Linked DNA regions of Homo sapiens: region 2 is linked to region 1. A link is a loop called in an ENCODE intact Hi-C map of the cell type or tissue named here. Cell type or tissue: testis. All regions are shown on one strand.

The links. Hi-C counts contacts between places; a loop is a spot of excess contacts. Peaks named below come from ENCODE experiments on the same cell type or tissue, not always from the same donor. Only the 100,000 strongest peaks of a DNase experiment are listed, where the experiment ranks them.
Region 2: it touches region 1 in a loop (7-fold over the local background); 2 of 110 quality-filtered maps call a loop at or near these places.

What each region holds. Positions count from the first base shown.
Region 1 is chr4:17,303,066-17,311,065 of GRCh38, forward strand. No RefSeq gene overlaps it. Among named protein-coding and RNA genes, the nearest start is that of SNORA75B, 14 kb to the right of the region's middle. In testis, no CTCF peak of the experiment used is centred here; no DNase peak of the experiment used is centred here.
Region 2 is chr4:16,748,178-16,756,177 of GRCh38, forward strand. The region is part of intron 2 of LDB2 (LIM domain binding 2); the gene reads right to left. Among named protein-coding and RNA genes, the nearest start is that of LDB2, 150 kb to the right of the region's middle. In testis, a CTCF peak has its summit at 4,177; no DNase peak of the experiment used is centred here; H3K27ac peaks cover 480 bases.

The sequences.
Region 1 (8,000 bases):
CCCAAATGTTTTCATTTAGACCTTTCCGTGTGTTATTGGAAAGCTTACTTGTACTTCCCCACTCCAAACATGCTCTTCCTCTAGCATTCCTTTCTTGATAATGGTATCTGCCAGCAAGTTAAGCCAGACACCAGGGAGTCATCTTTGTCATTCATTCCCCCTCCTCCAACATTCGGTGTATCAGTAAGTCTTAATCAATTCTACCTTCTAAATATATCTCAAACACATTTGCTTTTCTCCTGTTCTATTTTCGTCACCCTAGACAAGCATTTCTCAACATTGGCACCATTGATATTTGAGGCCAGAAAATTCTTCCTTGGAGGGGGCTGTCCTAGATATTATAATCATTTTGAAATATATGCAGTGCATTCTACATAACAAAAACCTTCTCTCCCAAGTAAAAAACTTTTTCAGAGCCTTATCTTATCCAGGGGGACAAAATTACCTAACCCCAGCCCCTTCTAACCTTCCTGTCTCACCTAAGGGAGGTGGGCAGCAGGGGGAGATAAGAAACACTTATGAAGGTCACAGCCCAGAGACACAAGCCCAGAAAAATATTGAGATTTGATTTGAATTATAGAATGCCTCCCCTCCCTCACTTCTTACTAGCCCATCAACAGGACTTCAGTATAATAAGAGTGGATTAAAACTCATACAGGTACAAGATTAAAGCGGACACAGGTACAAACTCTATTTAAGAATAACATTTAGAGAACGCCAAAGACAAGAGGAAAGATTAAAACAAGGACACTAGAGGAATTTGAAGCCCTTTTGCCTTCAGCTACAGCAAACATTACATAGAGCCAAGATCCCAGCCAGATAAATATAAAACCTAATACTAAAGGCCTGTTTGCCTCAGTGCCTATTACCTGATATATTACATCCAGCTTCCAATAAAAAATTGCAAAGCATGACAAAACACAAGAAAAAACACCATCTGAAGAGACAAAGCAAGCATGAGAAACAGACTCAGATATGACACAGATTTTGGCATTGTCAGACAGGAAATTTAAAATAACTGTAATTAATATGTTAAGGAATCTAATGGAAAACGTAGGCAGCATACAAGAACAAATGGGTAATATAAACACAATGATAGAATCTCTAAGAAATTATCAAACAGAAAGGCCAGAAATCAAAAACATTGGAACAGAAATGAAGAATGGCTTTTTGATGGCTCATCAATAGACTAGACACAGCCAAGGAACAAATCAGTGACTTTCAAGATATGTCAATAGAAACTTCTTCCCAAACTGAAATACAAAAAAAAAAAAAGAATTTGAAAACAGAACAGAATATCCAGGAATTGTTGGCAATTTCTAAAGGTGTAACATGCACACAATTGTATACCAGAAAGAAAAGAGAGAAATAGTTAAAATAATAATGGCCAAGAACATTCCAAAATTAACGACAGACAGTAAACCACAGATCCAGGAAGCACAGAGAACACAAAGTAGGATAAATACTAAAATGTCTACACTTGGGCATATGATAGGAACATTGAAGAAAACCAAAGACAAACAGAACATTTTGAAAGAATACAGAGAGTAAAAAAAAGGACAAGAATTACAACATGTTTCTTGTCAGAAACCATGCAAGCAAAAGCAGAGTGGATTGAAATACTTAAAATGTTAAAAAAAAAAAAAAAAAACCCTAGAATACTACACCCAGCAAAATTATCCTTCCAAAGTGAAGAAGAAATAAATATTTTCTCAGGCAAGCAAAAACTTGGGAAATTCATTGCCAGCAAACTGGTCCTCCATGAAATATGAAAAGAAGTTCTTAGGGAGAAGGAAAATTATAATAATCAAAACCTCAGCTCTACATAAAGAAAGGAAAGGAGCCAGAAAAGGAATAAATTAAGGTAATGTAAAATCTTTGATTATTTTCTTATTCTTTTTTTAAATAGAATCAGGGCATGCACATGGTGGTTTGTTATATGGATATATTGCCTACTGGTGGAGTTTGGGCTTCTAGTGTACCCATCACCTGAATAGTAAACATTGTACCCAATAGGTAATTTCTCAACCCTCAACCACCCCCACCTCTCCCCTTTTGGAGTCTCCAGTGTCTATTATTTCCTTTTGTATGTCCATGTGTACCCACTGTTTAGCTCCCACTTATGAATGAGAACATGCAGTAGTTGATTTTCTGTTTCCGAGTTATTTCACCTAGAATAATGAACTCCGGCTTCCTCCACGTTGCTGCAAAAGACATGATTTCATTCTTTTTTGTGACTGCATAGCATTCCATTGTCTATATATATTAAAGTTTCTTTATCTAATCCACCATTGGTGGACACTTAGGTGGATTCTATGACTTTGTTATTGTGAATAGTGCTGCAATAAACATATATATATATAATATTTTTCCTTTAGGTAGATATTCAATACTAGAGTCGCTGGATCAAATGTTAACTCTATTTTTAGTTCATTGAAAAATCTTCATACTGCTTTCCATAGAGGTTGTACTAATTTACATTCCCACCAACAGGGTATAAGCATTCCCTCTCCTCTGCATCTTCGCCAGCATCTGCTGTTTTTTGACTCTGTGGCCATTATTAAAGAGTCAAGAAACAACAGATGCTGGCGAGGCTGTGGAGAAAAGCAATGCTTTTACAGTCTTAGTGGGAATGTAAATTAGTTCAATCATTGTGGAAGACAGTGTGGCAATTCCTCAAAGACCTAAAGCCAGAAATACCATTTGGCCTAGCAATTCCATTACTGAACATATACCCAAAGGAATATAAATCATTCTATTATAAAGATACATGCATGCGTATGTTCATTGCAGCACTATTCACAATAGCAAAGACATGGAGTCAACCCAAATTCCCATCAATGATAGACTGGATAAAGAAAATGTGCTACATATACACCATGGAATACTATGCAGCCACAAAAAGGAATGAGACTATGTCTTTTGCGGGGACATGGAGGGAGCCAGAAGCCATTATCCTCAGCAACTAATGCAGGAACAGAAAACCAAACACTGCATGTTCTCACTTTTAAGTGGGAGCTGAACAATGAGAAGACATGGGCACAGAGAGGGAAACACATACTGGGGCCTGTAGGCGGTAAGGTGCAGGAGGATGGAGAGCATCAGGATAAACAGCTAACACATGGAGGGCTTAATACCTAGCTGATGGGTTGATAGGTGCAGCAAACCACCATGGCCCACAATTAACTATGTAGCAAACCTGCACATCCTGCATATGTATCCAGGGACTTAAAATAAAATAAATTATAATAACAGCCAATTCTGGCTGGTATGAGATGGCATCTCATTGTGGTTTTGATTTGCATTTATCTGATAATTGGTGATGTTGTTTTTATATATTTTTGAGAACTTGTATGCCTTCTTCTGATAAATGTTTGTCATGTCCTTTGCCCACTTTTTAATGGAGTTATTTGTTTTTTTCTCATTGAGTTGAGTTTCTTGTATATTCTGGATGTTTGTCCTTTATCAGATACATAGTTTGGAAGTATTTTCTCCCATTCTGTAGCTTGTGTGTTTACTCTGTTGATTATTTCCTTTGCTGTGCAGTAGCTTTTTAGTTTAATGAAGTCTCATTTGTCTATTTTTGTTTTCGTTGCATTCGCTTTTGAGGTCTTAGTCATAAATTCTTTGCCTAGGCCAATGTCCTGAAGAGTTTTTCCTAGATTTTCTTATAGGATTTTTATAGTTTCCAGTCTAGCCAGAGCAATCAGGCAAGAGAAAGAAATAAAAGGCATCGAAATTGGAAAAGAGAAAATCAAATTATCTCTGGTCACTGATGACATGACCTTATACACAGACAAACATAAAGACCCCTCCAAAAGACTACTAGACTTGATAAATTACTGAAGTAAAGTTTCAGGACAGAAAATCAACAGGATACAAAAATCAGTAGCATTTCTATACGTCAATAATGTTCAAGCTGAGAACCAAATCAGGAGTTCATCTCTTTACAATAACCACAAAAAAAAAACTAGGTAAGAGATCTCTACAAAGAGAACTACAAAAAAAAACTGATGAAAGAAATCATAGATGACAGAAACAAATGGAAAAATATATCATGCTTATGGAGTGGAAGAATCAATAATATTAAAAACAACCATATTTCCCAAAGCAATATACAGATTCAATGCAATACCTATCAAACAGCCAATGTTTTTTTCACAGAATTAGAAAATATCATTCTAAAATTCATACAAAACCAAAAAAGAGCCCAAATAGCCAAAGCAGTCTTAAGCAAAAAGAAAAAAGCTAGAGACATCACATTACCTAACTTCAAATTATACTACAAGGCTATAGTAACCAAAACAGCATGGTAGTGGTATAAAAATAGACACATAGATCAATGGAACAGAATATAGAACCCAAAAATAAAGCCACATACTTACCACCAACTGATCCTCAACAAAGTTGACAAAACTATACAATGAGGAAAGGACATATTACTCATTAAACGGTACTGGGAAAATTGGATAGCCATATGCAAAAGAATGAAATTGGAGCCTTATCTCTCACCATATACAAAAATTAATTCAAGATGGATTAAAGACTGAAATGTAAGACCTGGAACTATTTTTTCTTATTCTTAACTGATCAAATAGAAAACTGTTCAAAGTAATAACAATGTGTTGTGTGATTATAGGATATGCATACGTGAAATGAGTGAAAGCAATGCTATAGGATGGGAGAGAGAAATTGAGAGTGTGCTGTTATATGATACCTATGTTACCTATGAAGCAATATAGAGTTACTTAAAAGAGACTTAGGTGCATTGTAAATGTGTACTGCAAACGCTAGGCCAGCTACTACAAAAAAGTTTTAGTACAATTGAAGTATAATTGATAAGTTATGAGTGGAGAGAAAATGGAATGGTATAAAATGTTCAATTAAAACCAGAGAAGGCAGAAAAAGAGAAGAAAAAAGAAACAAAAAAAAGTACAACAAAAAGAAAATGATGATAAACATGGCAGACAGTAATTCAACTATATCAATTATCACTTTACATATAAATTGGCTTAAACATGCCAATTAAAGGACAGAGATTGTAATTGTTTTTTTAAAAAAATGATAAAAAAAGACCTTATTGTCTACAAGAAACTCATTTTAAACACAAAGGCACAGACAGGTTAAAAGAAAAGTGGTAGAGAAAAATATATCCTGTTAACATTAGTCAAAGAAAGCTGGAGTCATTAGATTAATTTCAGAAAAAAAGTCTCCATCTATTGTCAAAAAGTGTGGGTTGCATACTGAGGGTTAAAACTACCTCTGGCTGAGAGGCACTAGCTTAACCCACCAGCATCTCTTGCCAGAACACCTTCAGTAACTCTTTAATTGGTTCTGTTATGTATACTCTTGGTCTTTAACATTTGATTCTACACTGCAGCAAGAATGATCTTTTAAAATTCAAATCTCATCTGGGCACGGTGGCTCACACCTGTAATCCCAGCACTTTGGGAGGCAGCGACGGGCAGATCACTTGGGGCCAGGAGTTCAAGACCAGCCTGGCCAACATGACAAAATCCTATCTCCACTAAAAATACAAAAATTAGCCAGGCATGGTGGCACATGCCTATAATCCCAACCACTTGAGAGGCTGAGGCACAAGAATTGCTTGAACCCAGGAGGCAGGGGTTGCAGTGAGCCAGGATCTCACCTCCAGCCTGGGTGACAGAGCAAGACTGTGTTAAGAAAACAAAACAAAAGAAAACAAAACAAACAACAACAACAAAAAAAAAAACACTCAAATCTCATGTAATCCTGTTGCTTAAAACCATCAATGTCTTTCCTCTATTTTTAAGACAAAAGTCCAAATTTGGTAATGTGTCCATAAGGCTCTGCATGTTCTGACCCTGGCACCTTCTCCAGCTGCACTTAATGTCATCCCTGCTTTGCTCTGCACACTCCAGCCTCATTGACCCTCTTTCTGTTCCTTGAACTCAGTCCGTTTCTTTCCACACCAGGGTCTTCACAAATGCTGTTCCCTCTGCTGGAATTCGCCCCCACTACCACTTACTGCCTCCTTGCCTAGATAACTGAGCTTCAGACACCACCTTAAAAGTTTACTTTCTCTAGTTCAATTCTGGTTCCCTTCTACAATTTCCTAGCACCTGCTACTGCTCATTATAGCACTTATCAAAACCACACTTCATCAGTTAATGTAAAAATATTAGTTTTACATTTGTTCTCCCTGTTAGATTATAACAGGGATTTTGTCCCTCTTGTTCACATGACCAACATAGCTCTCAAAACATAATAGGCCCTCAGTACATACTTAATAAATGAATACATGAATTGAAGAATGAATATCTTTGTAAATATAATTTTAGGACTGCATAGTAGTCAATCTAGGTTATGATAAAAATTTATCTAGCCATTCTTCTGCTCATGACCATTTAGATTGTTTTCAAATATTTACTAAAAATAGAGAGGCATAAAAAAATAAAATATTATTCAAATGCATAGTGTCAAAATTTCTCTTAGGAGAAAAACTTTAAGGGGAAATCCCTTATTAAGAGCTTGGGGTTACACTGAGATTCCAAGGGGTATATGGCAACTGGCCCCCAAAACTTCAAGAAAGCGTTTACTGCACTTACTGAAACAAGAAGATGAATTTTCTCATTGTTCTAGAGAGGCAGAGTGAAAGACATAGCATGGAGGAGAGATGAGAGGGAGAGAGAGAAAGAGAGAGAGACAGAGAAACAGGCAAGGGCAGGATGTGGTGGTAGGTGCTGAGTGGGGACAGGTCAGGAGAGGATCCCTAGTGACATGGTGACCAAACCAATCCAGGAGAACAGAACAGTGCAGGGAATATGTCCCCACAAATCTTGTCTCTTAAATAACACTTTTGTTGGGTTGTTTGTGTGTGTGTGTGTGTGTGTTTTTACCCCAGAATAGATGAAGAGGCTAGATCCCATATCTGAAAGACATGTAAGAAACTGAATTAACTCAAGATGGATTAAAGATTTAAATGTAAAACCTCAGACTGAAAATTTTAGAAAAATAAAACAGGAAATACCAATCTGAACAATCAGACTTGAGAAAAAAATTCTGACTGAGTCCTCAAAAGCAATTGCAACAAAAACAAAAAATGACAAGTGAGACCTAATTAAACTAAAGGGCTTCTGAACATCAAAAGAAACTACCAACAGAGTAAATAGACAACCTACAGAATGGGAGAAAATAGTTGCAAACTGTGCAGCTCACAATGGTCTATATTCAGAATCTATAAGGAATTTAAACAACTCAACAAGTAAAAAAAACAAATAACCTTATTAAAAAGTGGGCAAAAGAATAGATACTTCTCAAAAGAAGACATACAAGTAGCCAACAAACACATGAAAAAATGCTCAACATCGTTAGTCATCAGAGAACTGAAAACCAAAACCACAATGAGATACCTACCATCTCATGCCACTCAAAATGGCTATTATTAAAAAGTCAGAAAACAACAGATGTTGGTGAGGCTGCAAGGAAAGGGGAATGCTTATACACTGTTGGTGAAAATGTAAATTAGCTCAGCCACTGTGAAAAGCAGTTTGGAGATTATTCAAAGAACTAAAAAGAGAACATTTGACCCAGCAATCCCATTACTGGATATATATATCCAAAAAAAAATAAATCATGTGATATATATATATATATATAATGGAATACCACTTAGCCATAAAAAGGAATGAAATAATGGTATTTGCAGCAATCTGGATAGAGCTGGAGACCATTATTCTAAATGAAGTAACTCAGGAATGGAAAACCAAAGATCATATGTTCTCACTTATAAGTGAGACCTAAGCTATGAGGACACAAAGGCATAAGAATGATACAGTGGACTTTGGGGACTCAAGGGGAAGTGCAGGAGGTGGGTGAAGGATAAAAGACTACACATTGGGTAGAGTGTACACTGCTTGGGTGATGGGTGCACCAAAATCTTCGAAATCACCACTAAAGAACTCATCCATGTAACCAAACACCACCTGTTCCCCAAAAACTATTGAAATTAAAAAAAA
Region 2 (8,000 bases), 550 kb before region 1:
ATAATTAGTGTCATCATTGTCAAGTTCAAGTTCTCCTGACTTGTTGAAAAGCCAAAAATACATATTGTGACAGGGAAGTTCCCATCAAAGAGTAGTAAGGAGAATACCAATTGGGAAAGGACAACTTCATAAAAATAAACAAGTATGGCATAATGGTTTGTGAAGCTGATTCTTCTGGAATGAATAATAAAAGCAAAATACATGAAGGCACCCAGTTCTGTAAGCTCCTAAATTCAAATACTCCAATATGATTACCTTGATTAAACAATAAATAAAACATACCCTGATGGGTAATTTTGTCATGGAGCCTCTACATTCTTAATGAAATCCATCTGAACATTGCTTAATACAGTCGTAGAAGAGTGCTAATTTAACCTGACTTCAACAAATGCTTTATTTTACCTCATCTACATAAATAAGGTGTGTTCACAGTTCTAAAACATGACATGAATATGAAGATTAAGCTACACATTGGATTGTAGGGGAGGATACCTGGATTTGGCTCACTCCACTAAACCAAAATATCACCAGCCATTATTATCTAAAAGAAATACTGCACACATCTCAGCTGAACACTGATTTTTCCAAATGCTTTACGTTTAAAAAATAGTAATAATGTAGTGTTTGGAAATAATGTGTAAAAATAGAGTGTGAAGCATTATTAGGAACAGATTTATAAACAGAGGCAGAGGGTATCTACATGAAAAAACATGGCTAAGCTCTGCTAATAATCAAGTCTTTGAAACAAAAGCTCGCTGGATCTTTAGCTCCTCCAAAGCAAGAGATTTTGTTCATTCATCTTCTTATCCCCAGGGCACAGAAAGGTAACACATGGGAAGTCATTGAGGAAGGTTAAATAAATAAATAGGTGTTTCCACTGAAATTATACCCAGTAAGATGCATTCAATAAGATTCAAGTACCCAGTTAACCATTGCTGAGAATTACTTATTCTGTAAAATTTGATGCTATAATTGGATTTCCTAGGAAGTTTTGAGACTATGTGGTGAAATACTCTAGCAATCTCATGGTCCAAAGCACCAAAGACAAAAAATCAGTCTTAGCATTGTAGGTTGGGTAGGCATAATTTTAGTTTGAAGTTTAAAATATGAGTCTCGGCGGGGTGTGGTGGCTCATACTTTGGGAGGCCGAGGTGGGTGGACCACAAGGTCAGGAGTTCGAGACCAGTCTCGCCAATGTGGTGAAACCTCGTCTCTACTAAAAATACAAAAATTAGCCGGGTGTGGTTGTGAGCGCCTATAGTCCCAGCTACTCGGGAGGCTGAGGCAGGAGAATTGCTTGAACCTGGGAGGTGGAGGTTGCAGTGGAGCCGAGATCACACCACTGCATTCCAGCCTGAGCGACAGAGCAAGACTCCATCTCAAAAAAAAAAAAAATAAAAAAATAAAAAAAAATATATATATATATATATGAGTCTCAAGTCCTTGTTCTTTTGTGGACAAATTTCTAGATTGCTCTATAATACAAAACAGGCTGCAGTCACTTGAGATTGTGATGGTGGAAACTTATTAAAATATGGGAAAAACTGTAGGTTTAATAATGTGCCTGTGGGCTAGATATTCAGACATCATGGGTCACATTTGTGCTATTTACCAGCATTGCATCAACTGTTCAAGTTACAAATATCTATTGAAAGCTTTGTATTTGAAGGACATTGTGGTAGAGCGTTTTCTCTCATGAGTTTAAGAACTAAGGCTTTTAGAAGGTTAGAAAGAAGTCTTTCCCAGGCTCAATCTTTTTCCATTAAGAGCAGACTTCATCAACACCCGCTTCTCCATGCCTCGTTGTACTTTTTATATTTTTTAATTCTATTTTTGTCATAAAAATTCTATGTATTTAAGATATACAATATGTTTTGATATACATATACTTGGTGAAATTATTACCACAATTAAGCAAACTAATATAGCCATATCCTTCTACAATTTTTCATTGTTGTGAGAGCACCTGAAATCATCTCTTAGAAAATTCCTGGTATATAATACAGTATTATTGACTATAGTCATTATGCTGTACATTAGGTCTCTAGTGCACCACAGAACTTTGCTTGCACTACTCTTACAGGGTGGATGCTATTGCATTAGAGTTCATCGTGTATGGGTCTGTCTCCCTTGTTATACTGCAAGTTCCCTTGGGCAAGCCATATATATCACACTCCTATGCATGTGCTCAACACCTGCCCAGATGCCTGGCACAGTCAACGGTAGAAGGCCTGCAATGCAGACTTTGGACTTAAATTCAGGCAGACTTTGACCTGCATCCTCACTCCCAACCTCTGCTGGGGCATTTCTTTCTTTAACTGGGGCTCATGAGTACAGTGTCTGGAAATAAACAGAAGCAAGACTTATGAATAAGAAGTCCAGGTAGATCTCTTAGTCTTTTTTGTATCATGGGTCATGCTCACACCACATTGTAGCTGCTCTGGAATTGTCAAGATTTCACATTTGAACATGAACTGGGGTCCTTGAAGTAGGGATGCCATATTTAACAAAGAAAACACAGGATGCTCAGTTAAACTTGAGTTTCAGATAAATATCAAATAATGTTGTAGTAGAAGTATGATGTCTCAAGTATTGCATTTGTATACTTACATTTTATCTGGCAACCCTAACTTCAAAAAGATAATAAGTTGGAGGTAAGAAGAGTCAGATAATGTGTTTCTCAATAATTTTTTATTGTGTAGAACAGTTCTCTTCTCCAGTCCCCAAACAATAAATTCTGGCAGCAACACCTGTCATTGTGACAATGAAAAGATTTGACACACTTTGTTTTACCCACTATGGGGTAGTGTTGTTTCAGTTTGGAAACCATAGGCAATATACTCCCTAAAACCGAAAGTCAGGAAATGCACGTGCCAGGACTCCATAGATAACATAGTCACACAGAGTCAGGCAAAGAGCACATAATGTCCATTTTCTGGTTAGTACCTCATTCAGACCTCCAGAACAAGCTCGTGAGGGCAGTCATAGATATGACTTGCATTTAAGCCTGTACGTTTGACAATTGTAACCCCCTAAGAGAAGAGCTAACAACCACCTCAGATTTCATAACAGCTTGACTTATAACATATTAGGGGATAATAAAAACATACCATATCTGAAACGTTAATTATAAATATGATAATAATTATACCTTCAACTTGTACCGCACTTTAAATTCATTCAAAGCACTTTTCTGTCCATTATCTCATGCGATCATTAGTGTGGTATTTACCAGACATTAGAGAATGGAATGTCTGTTCAAGCCACTGTTATGGCCAATTTGCAACTTCTGATACTATCAATTTGAAACCACAAATGGGAAGAGATGGGTCTCCTTTTTCTCTTTCAGAAATCTGTCAGTTCATCTATCAATTGCGGGCTTTCTCTCAAGTATTTTTATGACTAGTCCTAGATTTTCCATTAATGTCACAAGAATATTCTCTTTCTGAGCAACTTAGGCAATTATGCTAATTTAAGGTAAGAGTTTTAAATAAAATCAAATCAAAAGTAAATTTAAAAATTTGTGATGAACTGTCTTTCTCCCAAGAACTGTCTGGCCTAGGAAGGCAATGTCTGACAAACAGCAAGAGTTCAGTGAGTTCTGAAAGAATGAATCCATGAATGAGTGCAGGAACAAATCAACTTCGAATGACAATCTGCTCTACTTCTAACTGAATTTGCTACAAATCTCACCAGCCTAATGAAGACTGCTACTGAAATGGACACTCATTAATCACAATATCAGTTCCCACTGCACTCCAGTTTGGATGACAGAGTGAGACCTCATCTTTAAAATAAAAATAAAATAAAATCACAACATCGGGTGCTAGAGCCATCTGGAAACCATTTAATGGAACCCCATGCGAATAAATGCATGGTCCAGGGTCATCTGAGACAACGACATTTATGTTTTTAAGCAACCAAGATGCCACAGTCAGAGGCAAGAATCCATTCCCATAATTAAACATGAAGGACTACTCTGAGGAAGTGTATTCTTTTCTTGAAAATAAATTTTTGAATGCAATCAAAATCAATTTCCTTTCCTCTGGTCCTCAGTGAACAAGATACAGAGCCCACTCTTTACATATAAGTTGCCCAAATAAATTACCAGCACTTGATAAATGTTTAGTAGTTCCTTGCTCTCTGAGCAAAATGGGGGATGAAAATCTCACCCTCTGTTGGACAGATGTGGTAATTGTAATTGTTTGGAACTTGTTTGTTTAACTCACCATTTTCCATTAATATTCATTTTTTCCCCAATTGGTCTTAAATTCTTGGTTCCTGTATAGAAAGAAGACAAGTCTGTTTTGGCTCTGCCCAAAACCAGAGTTCTTCCCACTATGTGCCAAATAAATAATGGGAACTCCATGGTAATTTGAAGTGGCTGTTGTCTCATAGGTTTAACTCACTCACTTATTCTGTCATTCGTCCATTCATTAATTCATGCAGTAAATATTTATTTACTCTGTGCTTTTCAAGAGTGGCACTAAGCTAAAGTTACAGGTGCATCTCATTTAACCCTAAAATGTTGGCATTATTGTTACCCAGATGTTACAGATGAAGAAACTGGGGTTAAGGTAGTTTAAGCAACATGTCTAATGTCATCTCACATGCCTAACATCTGGCAGTTATGGAGGAGCAAAGACTCAAAATGAATCTGCGTGGATCCAAAATCCGTGAATGTTATCTCTGTCTCAATGGATGGAAAAAAAAAAAAAGAAGGAGGAATGTTTAGGGAAGCAAAATTACTTTATGGAAGACCAAGTCTGCAGGGCCAGCTGGCCATGCCTTCTGAGAAGGCTCAAGAGCTTTAAGCAGTGGCCAGAGGAACCTGTGCCTTTCTAGGTTTCAGGTGGACACCACAAAGGCATTATTCCTAGAAAAAACACACACGGGTCTTAAATTCTTGCACTTGAAATCCCATTCCCCATGTGCTGCAGAGCACATTCTTTGCATGTAACTTTTTAAAGTGGCCACATTCCTGCCATAGTAGTTATTAAGTGTGGTGTCAAAATGCCTTATGCATATTACCAAGGAGTGATTTTCCCAGAAACATGTTTTAAATCATGTATATAGCAAGCACAGTACAAATATAGCTGGGTGAGTTCGAACCAATAAAAAGCAGTAGAGAAACAGAAACCGGAGATAGTGAACCTACTTGGGCCCCTTGCAGAATTTCTCTACCTTAGGGGAACATGTCCAAATACACAACACATAAAAACACATATTACAAGACAAAATTGAAGAACTTAGTCAATACTGCAAAGCTATTGGAGCTTTCAGGAAAAATAAAGGAGGTAAGGAACGACAATGTAAAAGAGAAACAGCAAGTGTAGAAATGGCTCCACAGAGGTGTGGATTTGTGGTTCTTCAGACTATCTAATGAGCCTTGGTGACTGAGGAAAAGAAAAGCACAGAGAGTGATGACATTTCTTAAAACAACTTTTCTCTTTTTGGAGAGCGAAATGTCCCTCCAGCAGCCATGGAATAGCTTTTGGCTAGTGTGGCCATGAATGTGTGTGGTCTCTCTGGAAATCCTCGTTCCAGACAGGGTACTAAGGTCAAGATGAAATAACAAATGTGTGATAGAGAATTACTGGGACCCCTAGCCCCAAACCACAAATAGTAGTTAAAGGTTAATGAAAATTTTATCTGCATTGTCCTAGATCTCAGTCTAGAGAAAACAATGTGCTTATTGGAATCCAATCTAATAAGAACGCCCATCAATGTGTTATGGAGCATTTTCAAAGGGATGAAAGCGCTGCCAAAAACTTTACATGCACCATCCCATCAAACCCTTACGTTTCAAGTAAGGCCACTTAGAAAAGAATTAGGTTTTTCTCTAAGAAACAGGCCAACAGAAAGTGCTCTGAAACAAGGTAGCGTTTTAGTAGTTACACTATTTCCCCACTAACCTGCAAAGCCATGCCCACTTACACATAGTTTAACCAAGTGTTCTGGAGTCTTCTGCCCCACACATTCTTAATCACTGTTCCCCTCTCTACTCCCTTCTCCTGCTCACCACTTACTAGAAGCGAGAGTGGGTTTCTGCACTTGAATGTTGGGAGCAGAGCCTAATCTCCTCAGTCCTGCATTTCAGCAGGAACTGCCCATTAAAAAGGTCATATGGACTCCCACCTGGCCAGGGAGCCTCGGCATCAGGCTGTCCACATTGTTCACTTGATAAGTCCTGCCCAGTGGGAAGCCTTTTCAATGCATAGAAGCTATGGTGAGGCCAAGGCCATGCATATCAATGATAATAAGTATTGATCATTCTATGCTTCAAATGGTCCTCAGCTCTTTGATTATAACATCTCATTTAATTTTCACAAGCCAGTGATGGCAGTATTTTTTTTTTTTTTTTTATTGAGACAGAGTCTCGCTCTGTCACCCAGGCTGGAGTGCAGTGGCATGATCTTGGTTCACTGCAACCTCCATCCGCCTCCTGGGTTCAAGTAATTCTCCTATCTCAGCCTCCCAAGTGGCTGGGACTACAGACGCATGCCACCACGCCCAGCCAATTTTTGTATTTTTAATAGAGACAGGGTTTCACCATATTGGTCAGGCTGGTCTTGGACTCCTGACCTCAGGTGATTCACCTGCCTTGGCCTCCTAAAGTGCTGGGATTACAGGCGTTAGCCACAGCACCCAGCCCAGTGATGGTAGTATTATACTCACTTGCACATAAGAAAATGAAGTCTCTGTTTATCAAGCAAAGCATGGATTAAAGCCCAAGAATGTTTGCATTGAACCCCTGTTCCCTTTCTCCTGCACCATCCAGCCTCTCAGCCCTGCATTGCCTGCTGAGATGGGCCTCAGGAGATCCTTCTCCACGTATCTCTCCTAGGAAGGAAGTATTTTCCGAATGAGATGTGAACCACGTATTTCCTAAGAATGTGGCCATTGTGGACCTGGACCTGGACACAGGCTAGGTCAGCTGAGAAGCATGTTACTCAAATGGTGGTTGTGACTGTCATAAGGCAGAAGAATAGTGTGGGGAACGGTTCTGCTACATTCCTAAAAGGAGCAAAGGGAAATTAATATTGTGCTTGAAACTAATAGCAAGTGATCAGCCTAACCCAAGACAGAGAAGGAAATAGCAACACTTTATGCTGGACTTAGAACTGCAGAGCAGGTGCACAGAGGGCTTTGAGGAACCTGATCCCTGGCTTTCTTTGTCTTCTGTTTCAGATAAAGGACAGTAATTATTTGGGACCCTTATTTCTGTTACCAGAAATGTGTGTGTTGATAAAAGCATTTATTTTCCTTTAGCTATGGCATGATGTAGGAATAGGGTGTGTGTGTGTGTGTGTGTGTGTGTGTGTGTGTGTGTGTGTGTGTGTGTGTATGTGAGAGAGAGAGAGACAGACAGACAGAGAGAGAGAGAGAGCAAGCTGGCTTTGGAATCAGCAAACCTGAGGCTCAGCCTCACCTGTGGGGCACCCACCTAACCTCTCTGGACCAAGTTTCCATTTTTAGAAAGGACCGTTTTTAGCCCTAATGTTCTTTATTCTACTGACCTGCTGCCAGGGAATTGTCTACCTCTGATACTCTTCTTTCCTAGAGTCCACCTTACCCAAAGGATAGAACTTCCTCCATGGAACTGCCCACTTCTCCAGCTGCCAGAGTAGTACCTTCCTGGTGTTGTCCAGGGCGGGGGCAGGCAAGTGGCCTTAGGGATGCACAGGCCAATTTCTCACATAGTCTAATAACCTGGCCCATCCTGAAGCTCTCCCCACCAATTACCACCTGTTCCCTAAGAAAACATCAGTAGCTTCCACCTGCCCAATCATATCTCACCTGGGCGGACACACCCCCATCAGGGGAGTGAAGGGCTTAAGAGATGGAGCACGTGGAGGAAGAGGGTCAATACTGAGGAGCTTTCTGCTTTCTGAATGAAAGGAACAATATATCACCCAGAACATCATCATCTCTTCAATTATTATACTGCCGGGACTTTTGTTCCTATTAAAATCTATCAGAACAGCCAGATGTGGTGG